Regions from separate parts of the Homo sapiens genome. Here region 2 is linked to region 1. The links are chromatin contacts, found by Hi-C or POLR2A ChIA-PET in ENCODE. All regions are on one chromosome and are shown on one strand. Each heading gives the region's core, a stretch centred on a gene start or an enhancer-like site at or near the end of the contact. The rest is flanking DNA. Distances are from core to core; before and after follow the strand shown. Region 1 has its middle 18 kb from the start of RFPL4B. Region 2 has its middle 210 kb from the start of RFPL4B.

Region 1 (7,420 bases), core at 3,408-5,907:
TGTTGGGGGGTAACTCTCCCCATTTTTACCTGTTGCCTCTTTGTTTCTTTTCTTCCCCCTTTTGCATTCCACTTGGGTCTTGGAAATGTCAGGCCCTGGAGCTGCAACCTGGGGCTTGTTCTTCAGTGCTGCCATTCGCTTGGCAAAACGCTCCTGGATGGTGAAGGCATGGGTTGTCATCGTGGTTTTGTTCTGTCTGGAGTGGAGGGACTGGAATTACCCTCGGGAGTCTTCTTACTCTGTTTTTTCCCAAAAATGCAGTCACGATCTGTTTTGCTCCGAGATGATAGATCCTTTTCTTTTGTAAATTTCCTATGATGAACACAGTTTTTGAAGATTTTGGAATTTCTTCAAGACTAAAATATTTCTTTTTCTTGTTGTCTAAGGAGTCTGCTGTTTCCTGCCTCTGACAAGTGTTCAGTTCCGCCAGAAGCCAGTTAAAATCATCTTGATGGGCAATCCAGTTGGCTTCATTATTGATTGTAGCTTGAAGTCCCAGGTCGTTATTTTTAACTTGAACTTTAATATCATCTGGGCCTCCTTGCTCCTGAACCCCTAAACCCCTTCCTTTAGACCATTCCATCTTCTCTAGTATCCTCTGGCCAAATTTAGAATCAGCATTACTCCAGGCAGTGTTTTGAGTATTCACAGCCCACTTCTGCTTCTGCTGCTGCTCAGCCAGCATCAACATGTCATGGAGACTGTGACACCACGACCTCCAGACCTGAAGGACTTCGGCCACTGGGCGGGCAGCAAGATCTGGGACAATCTGGACAGATGGGACTCCCTTGCCAGGTGGACAGCAGCCCAGAGACTATGTTCTTAATTCCTAGGTGAACTGGTTCCCTTATTTCACTGAATCCTTGTAACAACCTTAGGGGTAGGTGCCCTTTAGGTTGAGGTATATGAAATTGCTAATATTTACCCATTTTAACTTAATACACAAACAGCACTTTCATCTGCTACAACCACATAGCATTCCTATTTTATATTTTATTTTATTTTATTTTATTTTATTTGAGACAGGGTCTTGCTCTGTCTCCCAGGCTGGAGCGCAGTGGTGTGATCATAGCTTACTGCAATCTGGAATGCCTGGGCTCAAGCAGTGCTCCTGTCTCAGCGTCTTGAGTAGAGGGATTACAGGTTCAAGCTATGGTGCCCAGCTTATCCTCATTTTAATAAGTGGAAACAGTAGCTTACATTGTTAAGTAACTCACCCAAGGTCAGGTTGTGTGGAATGGAGCCAGGATTCAAATCCAGGGCCGGTGGATTTCACAGCCCATCCTTGCCATTACTCTATATCACAGTAGTATGTTTTCTCATTACCCTTGTGATCTAATCTCTTTGTCCTCATTCCTTGCACTCAAACCACTAGGCAACCAGTGTCTTTGTAGTCCCCAGATTCAAACTACTTTTGGATAAGTACCTGTTGTTCTACTACCACTTCCAATCATGTTTAGCTTCAAATTTTATTGTCACTTCCTTTTCCATTGACTCTTAGACCTTAATGGCTCATGCTAATAAATTTTGGTTCTCTTCTGCTTCTCAAATTGTTTAATAAATTTTCCTTACAAGTAAAGTATCATATACTATGTGAGCTCTAGATGAAGACTAATTGGGGTACTTAGTAATTTCTGCAAGAAGCAGAAGTCCTATTTAAACTTTTAATGAAGAAGACACAGTATATCCTTATTAACAGGCGATAAGTAGTTTTGCTTTGATATTTTCCTCTATGACTTGTTTGGCTCTCATATAAATTATTGAATAGCTGTCAATATTTCCAATTCCTATTGAACATTTTCCTCAGGGACCCAGCCTCACAATGGATACTAAGCTCTGGTTGAAGTGCAGATTCTTATTCTAATTAGGTTAATGGAGTATATGTTTTGTGAACAGGAAGTTCTTTACTGTAGAATAGTTATCAAAAATTCCCTGTGGGACCCAAGGACAAAAGAGATCAATATTTTACTGGCAGAAAATTTCACTAGAGGAAACTTCCTTTCTGTGTCTGCTGATTTTTCTGTGGTCATTCATTAGAAAGCCTGACCCAATGGGGTTATAGACTTTGGGATGGTTATTGCTCTCAGCATAAAGGAAGAAGTCAAGAAGAAACAAATCTGTTTTAACTTTTCTTAGAAGGAAACATCACAAAACAGCTCTTGGAAAGGACATGGGTATTAGTCTTTTCCACAAGCACATCATGTTAAATCCTGTCATCTGCATTCATGGACATTCATATTTATACAGCGCTTTCTGCAGCATAAGTCCAATAAATAATACATCTCTTCCATTTCACTAATTCTGAGGTAAGTTTGCAATTATAACAACTAGGCAATGGATTCATGTTTTAAGCAAAGGGCACATTTTAGGCTTGCTAGGGTGACCAATTGCGGTAGTTTTTCCATATCCATCCTGGTTTCAGCACTGAAAGTCCCTTGTCTTGGGAAACTCTTTAGTCCCAGGTGAATTGGGACAGTTGGCCACTGTAGGTTTGGATATCGGGGGACCAGCCCCCGATATTTCAACATAGGTTCTTTTCTATTTTCTCTAAGTGTTGGCCGGTCTGATAAATAAAGGGAAAGAGTACAAAAGAGAGAAATTTTAAAGCTGGGTGTCTGGGGAAGACATCACATGTTGGCAGGTTCTGTGATGCTCCCTGAGCTGCAAAAGCAGCAAGTTTTTATTAGAAATTTTCCAAGGGGAGGGAGTGTACGAATAGGGTGTGGGCCGCAGATATCACATGCTTCATAGGCCAATAAAAGATCACAAGGCAGAAGGTCAGAGCGAGATCACAAGGTCAGGGCAAAACTAGAATTGCTAATGAAGGTCCATGTCCTGTTGGGCACACATTGTCATTGATAAACATCTTAGCAGGAAACAAGGTTCAAGAGCAGAGAACCGGTCTGACTAGAATTCACCAGGCTGGAATTTCCTAATCCTAGCAAGCCTGGGGGTGCTGCAGAAGACTAGGGCGTGTTTCATTCCTTATCTACAACTGCATAAAGCAGACACTCCCAGAGTGGCCATTTTAGAGACCTATCCCTGGGAATGCATTCTCTTTCTCAGGGCTGTTCCTTGCTGAGAAAAAGAATTCAGCAATATTTCTCCTATTCACTTTTGTAAGAAGAGAAATATGACTCTGTTCTGTCTGGCCCCACAGGCAGTCAGGCCCAATGGTTACCTCCCTTGTTCCCTGAAAATCACAGCTATCCTGTTCCTTTTGGATGCCCAGATTTCATATTGTTCAAACACACATGCTGTACAAGCAATTTGTGCAGATAATGCAATCATCACAGGATCCTGAGGTGACATGCATCCTCAGTTTACGAAGATGATGGGATTAAGAGATTAAAGTAAAGACAGGCATAGGAAATTAGAGAATTGATTGGGGAAGTGAAAAATGTCCATGAAATCTTCACAATTTATGTTCAGAGATTGCAGTAAAGACAGGTGTAAGAAATTATAAAAGTATTAATTTGGGGAACTAATAAATGTCCATGAAATCTTCACAACTTATGTTCTTCTGCCATGGCTTCAGCCCGTCCCTCTGTTCAGGGTCCCTGACTTCCCACAACATTTGGACAAATCCACCATGTGGGCTGATCAAAATTTTCTCTTTGTGTCAAATAATAATGACAACAACAAAAACCCCACAAAACCCCAGTGCTTTCAACTCTTATTTCCTTAATTAGAAACAGTCAAAGACACTGATTTCAAGTTGCAAGGAGCACAGCCAGATTTATTTACATACTTGATTTCATGTTTATTTTTCTTGTAACCTGAGGCTGAATGGTAGAAGTAAACATTCTCAGATCAAAATGGATCAAGTTGGGTCTACATTTTGAACATCAGATATTTGAATACATTCCATATCTGTATCAAGAGATCGTTTATTTTTGCCATCTCCTCATTGCTTAGAAATAGGACTTACGACAAAAGACTCAAGCATCTTTACATTTGTAGGACCACAGTACCATGAGAGGAGATTCAACTCTTGGCTTCACTATTCTCATTTTGGTTTATTTCATTTACAGTTTATTCACCCACTACACCATGCATCTTTTACTCCCCCTCTGGGAAGAAGTAGAAAACTGCATCAGTTTCTAGGACATTCCATATCAAAGAGACACAATGAAAACTGGCAGCAAGTGGCACTGCCATTGAGTGACTTCTCCCTCAACCATCTCTGCTGTGTGGTGCAATTTAAGGTGGATGAATGGCATACTCTGGGCTCCAGGCCAGCTAACTGGCCCTGGGGGAAATCATTCACACCCACGCTGATGCACACACCCTTTAAACTCTCTTTCCTGCCCTGCAGCCCCCCAGATGAAATCCTTATACTCCAGGAAGCAGCAGGTCCTTTCATTGCTGTCTCTGGGCTACAGGAATCAAAGAGCAAAATGAATGTTTTCCTCTGAGAACTGGCACTGAATAGAAGGAAGGAAATGCCTACTCCAATTCAAGCATGTTTTAATCTCTGGAGAAGTGGGTACTGGGGAGGGGCAATATTGGCTGAGGAATCAGTGGGAAAGTCATAAATTTTGTCTCTTATCCCAGCAACTAAAATTCTTCCTTTAGAGTGCCACCCACTCTTTTTTTTTTCTCCTAAAAGGATTTGGATAATGAACAATCACTTTCTAAATTCTCAAGTTCAAAAATCTCTCAGTGGAGGAAGAAAAGGGAGTTTTTGAGTAAATCTCCAAAGGCTAGATGAATCATTGAAAAACATGCTCAGAAATTTCAAGATTCACACACACCTCATGAATATACCATCTGAATCTAATCTGAAGAATCTGGCACTAAAACAAATCAACAGTTCCTTACCTCTTCCTCTCTTTGACACTTTTAATATCTAACAAGGCCAACTCATTTAATTTTTTTAAAAACAATTATCTCTCATTCAAAGATACAGATGAATAGTAAAACACCAGTGTGATCGACTTCTCAAAAGTCTGACCCACAGTCAGACAAAAACAGATTGGTGGTGGTGTGGGGGGAGGGGATTCTACATGTCAAGTGACATGGACTCATCACAATGTCAGTGTCCCGGAAACCTTAAAAAAAAAAAAAGTGGTGCTTGTGCTGGCTGTTCTAAAGTAAATGAGATTTAAGGGACATGACAAGCAAATAGAATGTAGAAACTTGGAGCTTAATTCTTAATTGTGATAGTGTGATTATAAAGGAGAATGCCTTTTTTCTTAGGTGCTACATGCTGAAGTATTTAAAGACAAAATGTCTTGACATGTCCAGCTTATTTTTAAAAGTTATCATCAATGAGAGACAGAGAATGACAGAAAGAAAAGGAGGCAAATGTTAAACAAACAAACAAATTCTGGGCTAAATATTGATTTGGAGCTCGCACTGGAAAATTCCCTGTTGCTTGTTCAAGTCCAGGCAAGTCTATGAGTTCGCCAATTGGCTTCAGGGTATAAATTGGACTATTTTGACACGTTCTAAAGATCTATCGTTAGCCTGGCTTCCATTCAAGTTTTAGCTAACAGGAAGCACTTGATTCTCTGAAGAGGTGTGTCAGAGCAGAATTACTTACAGATGTTCCTTACAGACATATTCCAAATTTGTTTCTCTCAATTAATTTTTCAATCAATTTCTACACCCACTTCATTAGATTTTACATTTAATTTGCAAGTAAAATGGCATTTGCATTTTCTTGAGTAACTGTGTCCCTTCTATTCCCTCCCATCCCCATTTCTAGAATCTCAATTATGTTATGATACGTCCCACAATAATTGCATTATAAAATGTCATGAACCATGATTATAGGGAGGCTATTCAGAAAAAATTCCCTCACTGTCTATTCACACTAAAGCCTTGATTCATAAATTTGAAAAAAAAGTTCCATGGTTATATGAGCCAGTGGAGAATCTTTGTGTTTTAATAGGTCAGATTGCCCAGGGTATTGGACCTGCTCATATATGGGAGTTTTTGAACATGATTTTAAAGTAAGTCTTTGGAGCCTCTTTTAACAATATCAAAAGTAGTTTGAAGGAAATTTACTTTTTTTTAAAAAAGAATCCTCATTGCAAATTTGACCATTTTATTCTTTTGTTGGGTCACCATTTTTGAACATCTGGCAGTCAGCACATGGGTGCAAAAGGCTCATCTTCAGCAGTTCCTTGGCAAGATCAGTAACCTAAAAATTCGGCCCTAATTCTTTGATATCTTTGAAAGACTAACCTCTCTGTCCATTGCTTACTCTTTCGTTCCACTTGTACTTGAAGTTTCATTTTTTTTTTTCTCAAAAGCATTCTGTAATTGAAGTCATTCCAATGGAAATTTTAGTGATGCTATGCTGGGCATTGTGCGGGGCAATGCAGGCGAGACATGGAGGAGTAGAATGTGGCCTCCTGGTTTGTAAGGAGAATGTGACCCAGCAGGAAATAGAAGACACATGTGCTAATTACTCTTATGTAGTGTATGGAATATTCCACATGGGAGTTGTAAACAAAGGATTCCTTACCCATGACTCCAGCACAATTAGAGGCTCTTTCCTCATGATTCAAGTGTCCATCTTCCTCATCCCCCAACATCCGGAGTCAGGCAACTACCTACTCTATTAGGGTTAGTTGGGTTACCAGTCTAGAGTGAATTTCTTGAGTCAAAGTCAGTGACATTCATTTTATACCTTTAGCACCCATCAGTGTTTTTGGTATATAGGAAGGCCTTGAAAATTATTGTAGCACAGAATGGGTGGCTGGCAGGATGATGAATGGTTATCCCAAAAGCTGACATCTCTAAATACTTCCATAATTAGACTGATACAAGCTTCAGGGTTTGGAGACCTTTGGTTTCAATCTCTTACCGATATTGCTTTATGAACCCAGGGATGAAATCACCATGGTGAGAAAAATGACAAGGAATTAGATTCTCTCATGTATATATCTGCTATTTTTTCTTTTGTAACAAACTGAAAAAATACAAGAGCATATCTTCATCTCTACTACCATGATCTTAGAAATTAGCTTCTGTACCTCCACTCACTACTTGCTCAATCTCTGGCCCAGTTTTATCATTTTATCACCAATTCCCTCTGGGACCAACTGTATCCTAGGTCAATAATTCAATTCTGGGACAACAGAGCTCCTTGCTCATCTCTGCAGGTTAGTGAGAAGATTGTAACACAGTCACTCATTAGTAAGTAGAAATAAAGTCTAGGTTTAATGGACACACTACTTCCAGTGATAAAAAGTAATCCTTGAAATATTTTTAAAGTATAAAGAGCTTTGGCTAGGAGTGGTGGCTCACGCCTGTAATCCCAGCACTTTGGGAGGCTGAGGCGGGTGGATCACTAGGTCAGGAGTTCGAGGCCAGCCTGACCAACATGGTGAAACCCTATCTCTACCAAAAATACAAATATTAGCCAGGTGTGGTGGCGTGTGCCTGTAATCCCAGTTACTCAGGA
Region 2 (7,420 bases), core at 3,423-5,922, 230 kb after region 1:
ACATGTATAGAGACTCACAATGTACAAAAGCCTATTTAGTCAGGGTTTTCCAAGAGATAGACCAATTAGATAGATAGATAGATAGATGATAGATAGATAGATAGATAGATAGATAGATAGATAGATAGATAGATAAAAGATAGATATGAGTAGGGATTTATGAGAGGAATTGGCTCACATGATGATGGAGGCTGAGAATTCTCATGATAGGCTGTCTGCAAGCTGGAAAAGCAGGAATGCTGGTAGCATGGCTGAGTCTAAGTTCAAAGGCCCCAGAACCAAGGAAGATGGTGATGTAACCCTCAGTTTTGAGAACCCTGAGGCTGCTTGTACAAATCCAAGAGTCCAAAGGCTGGAGAACCTGAAGTTCTGCTATCCAAGGGCAAGAGAAGGGCTCCCCAGCTCTGGGAGAGACAGTGAATCTTCCTTTCCTTTGCCTTTTTCTTTGAGCCCCCTCCAGATTGGATGGTGCTCACTCACACTGAGGGAGGATCTTCACCCACTCAATCCACCAACTCACGTGCCAATCTCCTACAGGAATATTCTCATAGAAACACTCAGAAATATTTCATCAGCTATGTAGATATCCTCTAATCCAGTCAAGTTGACACCTAATATTAATCATCATATTACCTATAACTTACCTGTAATATTTCTATCATCTTGAAAGGGGCGTTAACTCTCTGAAAGTTTGCCTTTACAATCTTATGTTCCATGATTTAGGAAAAAGACATATATAGTTCCTTTGCCATTTTCAAGCTTTTTATTGTCTTCACTTAGCTTTTTAAAAAAGATTTTCTAGTGTATTAGTAAATTATAAAATTGAAATAAGTTATAGCTGAAATACTGTGGCTTTAATTAGGGCTATTTTGGTTGCAAATGGCACAAATATAACCCATGCTTGTTTAAGAAAAGGGAAATGTATTATAAGCCAGCTTGGGTACCCCTGGAACCCAAAGGTAAAAACATAGAAAAGTGAAAAAGGAAAATTGAGTGATGATCTCAAACAATGCCTGGATGCTCTCTATCACTTATCTCCATTTTCTTTGCTCTTTGGCTCTGTGCTTCTCTCTCACTGCAGAGCAGCTTTAGACAAGTGTTGGAAACATAGGCAATGACAGCATTGGAATTTTACCTCTTATGGCCTAAGTCAGTAGAGAGATATTGGGCTAACTCTTTTTCCTCCAAGCTAAAAGAAAAAAAACCAACAAAATAAAAAGAGGGGAAAAATGTCTCATTGGTCCAATTTGGGTGAGATGCCACCAAAAGAACAATCAGCACTGTCCAGGAGGCAGGGTCACATAACTTACATGATAGCCAACTTGCTTTATCAACAGCAGGATTGATATTTCCACCTCTTCAAAATTCATCTTTCACTTGGCTTCCTAAACACCATTCACTCTCTGCTGTCTCTTTATCCTTCTGTATGTGTGTGCTCAGTCTTCACTGTTTGTTTCTCCATATCTTCCTGACTGATTCACACTGCAGTGCAGTGCCCAGGGCTCAGTGCTCTTCTTGGTTCTACTTACATTCACTTCCATGGTGGTCCTAAACAGGGCCCTATTATTATTAGTATGTCATCTACATGCTGCATTTTCTATTTTTATTTCTACCTCAGATATCTTCCTTTCTTTTATTTCTTTAAGTTTGCTGCCTTCAGTTGATGTTTCCAACTCAATATATCTAAAACAGTATTCTTTAATCACCCCGACCTCTCCTTTGTAACTTTTGAGCTTCTTGTTCTTCCCATAATCTTAGTTAAACATAGGCCACCCATCCTTCCATTTCTTCAGGCCAAAAATATTGGAGTCATCCTTGGTTTTTCATTGCCTTTGTGTTCTATTGTCTTCTGATATAAATAAAAGTCTTAGGCCAATCTGATTGTCATTTCTTCATAACTTAACTGGATTTTCCTCACTAAAATTTCTAAGATATTTTATCTTTCTCCTTGGTGTTCTACAACTTCACACTAATTTGTCCAGGTGTGTGTCTGTTTCTTTTTATCATGGTCAGTGGTACACAGGTCATTTCAACCTTTAAAACATGCTTCTTTTCACTCTGAGCAACTTCTTTGCATAATTTTATAATTTCTTCTCTCAGTTCTCTTCATTCTCCTTGCCTTTACTCCTAATATTCAGATACTATATCCATAATTGAGTGTTTATGTCTTTATATATTTTTTAAATTTTTGTACTATATTCTGGTTGACTTTTCAAATCTTATCTTTTAATGCCTACAATGACGGAAGAAAAAGTGTTTCTGCTCTAGAATCCTAAACATAGCCAGAATACCATTCAAGCATAATAAGATAATATAGCTATAACCAAGCTTAGAAAATTAATATGGCAAATGTCCTTTCTTTGGAAATCTCCTGAGGATTCTCTTCAAGAAAATAATGGTGACAACTAAAAACAAAAATGAAAACAATTTGGGCAACAATTTCTATATCAAAGAGTAATAAAGGTAAATAATTAACAGCACAACTGGTGTGTGGCAGCCTAGAGAGCTGGCACTCAAGCTTGGAGAAGGATGGAAGCTATGGAAAGGAGGTCCCTGAGAGGGGAAAAAAAGGACACCACATAATTAACAGTAGGTAGAGAGCTTAGAAAAAAAGTGAGGATATAATACAAGTACACAATTTTAGAATTAACACCCTCCTCACTACCACCATAAAGTTGGAGTATGGAATAATTAGGGACAGAGACTAAGCAGTTAAAATAAATGATCTCAAAGGGCTGAAATTTAGACTTTGAGTGCTAACTTACTTATATGGTTAAACTCAACCAGTAAAAAACTAGCATAATACTCAACCAATCAATAGAAAACAGCTATCAATTTCATGCCAAGATTGGTTCCAGAAGCACAGTAATAGTTCCTTTTTCTGAGTAAACTACAATCTGGTAGAGAATCAAGACGTGAATGAGATGATACCATTTGCCACAAGAATTTAGAGAAGGGAGACCCCATGTGGCACAGGGCTTGTGCATGTACAAGTGAACCTTTCAGAGCTGGGCAGACTTCCTAGTGCAGGCCAATGCCTGTGAACTAAGCGTCTTTCTCATTGGCCACTCCATCCTTAATTCACAGCAACACAGGCACTAAATAAAGGTTTAATACCATATTGTCTTGTCTTGGAACTAACAGCTTTCCTATTGTAAGTATCAATTTTCTTTAAACTTCCAAAGTTCTTCTGCGTGGGTCTTCATCAGTAATTTCTGGAGAAAAGCAATATTTTAGGATCCGAATACACCACTATGTCTTGTGGGATTCCAATTTGGGTCCTATAAGGAGCTCTTAAAAGTCTGACATTTTAGACTCTGCCTTGCCCTAACCCAGTGCTTTCTATTTCTAGGCTTTCAAAAGATCTTTCTAACTCCACTGTCCCTCTTCTTTTTGTTTGTGATATAGATTGATTTTCTTTAATATCATGTTTCTACTGTCTGTCTTTTCTTGCCCCAGCCTGGTTCTCCTGAGGTTACAAACCTCTAACAATCTTTAATATCTAATAGTTTTTAGTCTTATATTCAGCCTGTGCCATTTGTTTCTCTTTCTTCTTTTGTCCAGTCTTTTCAGCTTTATTTGCCTTGCTCTTCTTTGTCCTGCTTTGTTTTTCATTCATTCATTTATTCATTCATAAATATTAAACACTATACTAGGAGTGGGAATACAAAATCAATAAGAAATAGTCGTTCTAAAATATTTCATAATCCAATAGATCTTTAAGTGGAAGTTAGAGTAGATGTAAGACCTTCAATTGAGCTAAGAAAAATGGTCTGGCAATGCCTAATACTTAACACGAAAATGGGAGAAACAAGTTTTGCCTAGGATGCCTGAGTAAAGCTTTATAGAGCAGGTAAAAACTGAGCTGAATTTTGAGGGATGAGTAAGAGTTTAAGGAAAAAACAAAAACAGGGACTAGAGTAAGAAGGGAAAGGTATTCTAGGTGAAGGGAAGAGAATATACAGAGTTATGGAATGAGTTAGATGTTTGTGAATATCTTACTACCAGTAGTTACTCTAGCTATATTTGATTCTTTTCTTCCTGGGAAAGCAAAGTGAACCCCATCAAGGTCTCTAATGTTGCTGGTGGAGTGGTCAAGGACATTTTTTAAAATAGCTTTCATTTGGATAGTTTATATCCACTCCCATTGAAACTCCTCATTCTTCATCCTCTTCTCCCCAGGATTTCTCAGGGGTACTATATTATTACCAAATATTGGATGTAGTGAAATTTGTTAATAAACTCATCCTTTGCAAATATTAAACAGGTTATTTGTAATGACAGTTATTAAGGGGGATTTTCTAAGCCTGTATTTTGAGATGCTCAAACAATAGTCTTTGAGGGCAACTTACCAAATGCATTAAAGGAAGTCATTTGGAAACTTCTTTACTGCTTTCAGAAATAAGAGAATTGAATTTCTCTTTTGCAGCCAATTCTCTTCAGCCACACACACACACAAATGAAGGTTTACTAACACTCTTTCTCTTGAGAACACTATCTACTGTGAGTGGTGCCAACAGCTGAAAGCATCGAGCCTGCCCTTGCACTGTGAGAACACAGCTCTCTCCCAGGGTCTGCCCAGATGCTCATTAAAATCCAATGAGTACCCAACAAGGATGTGTTGTTTAGTCCAACATCATAGTTTTTATAAATAAAAGTATTTCAACTCGGTGTGGGAGGATGGACAAAGTCGAGCACCATGGTAACTGGGTCAAATGAACTCTTTAAACAGACTACCCACAAATGAATGGATGTTGACTGTGCATGCCATTTAAGGCATCACAGCTTAACATGCTCCTGCCCTGTGTAACTTCTGCTGGTCCCCAACCTTGAAAGCTTTCATGTTTCCTTCTGTACTCACTCCAATTTGTGCCTGTCATAATTGACTCTTTCACTCCTCCGTTCTTTTTCTATTTCTGTAAAGTATGACGTTTTTCTCTTATCAGTTTGGCCTATTTAAAGTATCTCATATTACTATTCAACATGTTTACTTCTTTCACAACTTCTGCATTCATAAGCTGTAACTATCTTTTCCCGTGTTTATTCCACAAATGAGAAAAAGCCACTTGACTAATGTCCTTGTCAAACAACACATATTACCAGCATAATATTCTCTTCCTAAGCACAGTAGAAATCAGGGGGAGATTAGTATACAGGAGGGGACTAAAAATAGTCCCTGCTTTTAAGGAGCTTAAAATCCATTGGGCTGTCACAAAGAATACTTTTATTAAGTCTCACTGTGTGAGGAAAATGTTTATTTCTCCCAAAGAATGGTGTGTTTTCTTTTGGCAGATATTGGAAATTATAGTATTTAGAATCGTTCTCTTGTTTGCTCTTGCTGCTAGAATGCTGAGCACCAAATGTAACGTTTTCAGACTATAATTACTTAAGCTTCAATTGCTTCCTTTTCTTTGTATGGCTTTGACTTTATACGGTTATTATAAATGGATACATATTATTGTAGGGTTAAACTTTTCTTATGCTTTTTAGGAGTGACATTGGTTTTAAATAACTACACAAACCTTTAGCTTTGACTTGGATAAAAATATAAGACATGCTCATCAAATTTGCACATGAGAAGAGGCTAGGAAAGAGCATTGCAGTATTTGGTATAATGCTGGGTCAATAGGGGCTTCATTCTTCAGGATTCCAGAGAAGTGACATCATGAGAAAAGCAGTTAGAGTGGGATGAAGCCAAGGTTACACAGTAGGTGATGGGCGGTGAAGGAATGTCAGTGGGTAAATAACCTCGTAGAGAGGGGCAGGGATTTGCATGAAGTAAATTATAGTTGTATGGGCCAGGAGTGAATTCTTAAGGGACAGAAAGTGAGATTTTAAATACTTTCCAGGTGTGTAACATTCGGGGGAAGGAAGATGCTTTTAGTAATGATTTTAAGAAAGTTTTCCTTTCAGATACTTTTTCTACAAGGCTTTTGTGGTCAACCTGATGTTTATTTGAATTTGGGGATATATTCAGATGAAAAGAAAGCTGCTTGGCTTTGGGACAGTAACAGTACAGAGACTGAGAATGTAGAGAGGTCTCAGGGGCTAGAAGAACAGTTTAGAACTGATGCAGGGAATACTAAAAGGAAAAACAACACATTGGTTGGAGTTCATGTTGAAAATCTAAATAAAAAATTGTGGATTGGGGTAGACATAGAAAAGAATGGGAGGTTTTCATTAATGCATGAGTTAAAAGTATGATGTGCGTTTCAAAAAGTGGACACCTTCAGGCAGTTTGCTGAGAAGGCAGCAAGTAAAACAAACAGGTGTTGGTCTGGGTGTACTGCATTCAGTTCTGAACACACAAAAAATAAGAGAAATATTTTTTGTAAATAAGCACATATAGCATATAGTGGCCAAATGGAAAAAGCAATTATAAATAATGTTATGGTAAATAAGGAATGGTTAAGCCACTGTATACTTTTAACTCAAAGAAGAAAAAAATGGAATGGGAGGTAAGATCATTATTTTTAAGTATTTGAAGAGAAATAGTCTGGCTTCAGGGAGGAAGCATATGATTTGAAGGCAGAGAAAACAGTGACCAGATCTGTGATCCGTCACCTACCTACCACCTACCCAGTATTGCCTCAACAACACCCCTAGGCTCTGTGATAAGTGGAGAGAGAGCATCTTGTTCGGCACATGGCAATTAGCAGGCCCTCCACGAATGTGATTTTATTCCTGTAATTAAGAAAATATGAGAACTCAATATGCATATTCTCTACAGTCCCAAAGAGTTAGGTCTAAAACCAATGTATAGTACCTACAAGGAGAAAAGTTTTGCTGAATTAAAAATATAAAATATACACTTTTGAAAATAAAGTGAGCTTTCTCAGCAGATGATTTTGTTTTCCGGCCCAGAAAGTGTTCAAATCCAAACTTTCTTATGCCAAGGTAACCTAAGAAATCTGTGATCTAAGTGACAGCTCCTATTTTGAGACTTCTATTAGGATTTAGGTAAAGGGACTTTTTTTTGGTCTTCTCTTAGAAATTAGAGATGAAGGAGATGAAGAAGGGATGGAACTGAACAGGTAGAAACAGAAATTGGGTAAAATCAGAAAAAAAGAATGTGTGGCTCTATGAATCTGGTACCAATAAAGAAACAAAGGCCCACTTGAAATACAGTAATTTGAGGAAAAAGTTTACAAAGTTTTCATTTACAAAGTTGAGTTGTTAGTGGCAGAATATATCAGAGTCATGAATGTGCCATAGTATGTTAGCAGTGGAATGTATCCAAGACACGGCACCAAAGTAAGTTACCAGCAGCTAATTCTTACAGGTGTGTAGCTACCTCAATTCTTGCCCCTCAGAAGAAAGAATTCAACTGACGGGCATAAGGCAGAAGGAGAAACTGAGGCAGGTTTTAGAGCAAGAGTGAAAGTTTATTAGAAAGCTTTAGAGCAGGAATGAAAGGAAG

What was found. Hi-C counts contacts between places; a loop is a spot of excess contacts on that map. ChIA-PET counts read pairs that join two places held with the same protein, here RNA polymerase II (POLR2A). Pooled maps may share reads with other maps.
Region 2: a map of posterior cingulate gyrus shows a loop between it and region 1 (3-fold over the local background). The contact joins two enhancer-like sites. A Hi-C loop is called at or near these places in 3 of 168 maps with a recorded cell type or tissue (Caco-2, Calu3 and posterior cingulate gyrus) and 5 of 50 pooled maps. POLR2A ChIA-PET finds 5 or more read pairs at or near these places in 1 of 52 experiments (A673).

Annotation. Positions count from the first base shown.
Region 1 is chr6:112,326,059-112,333,478 of GRCh38, forward strand. It overlaps the pseudogene LOC100128588. Among named protein-coding and RNA genes, the nearest start is that of RFPL4B, 18 kb to the right of the region's middle. RefSeq lists an enhancer at 2,597-3,182. Within about 2 kb of position 4,658, at least 2 of the 41 ENCODE cell types and tissues checked have a DNase peak (open chromatin) inside an H3K27ac peak, as active enhancers do.
Region 2 is chr6:112,557,884-112,565,303 of GRCh38, forward strand. No RefSeq gene overlaps it. Among named protein-coding and RNA genes, the nearest start is that of RFPL4B, 210 kb to the left of the region's middle. Within about 2 kb of position 4,673, at least 2 of the 41 ENCODE cell types and tissues checked have a DNase peak (open chromatin) inside an H3K27ac peak, as active enhancers do.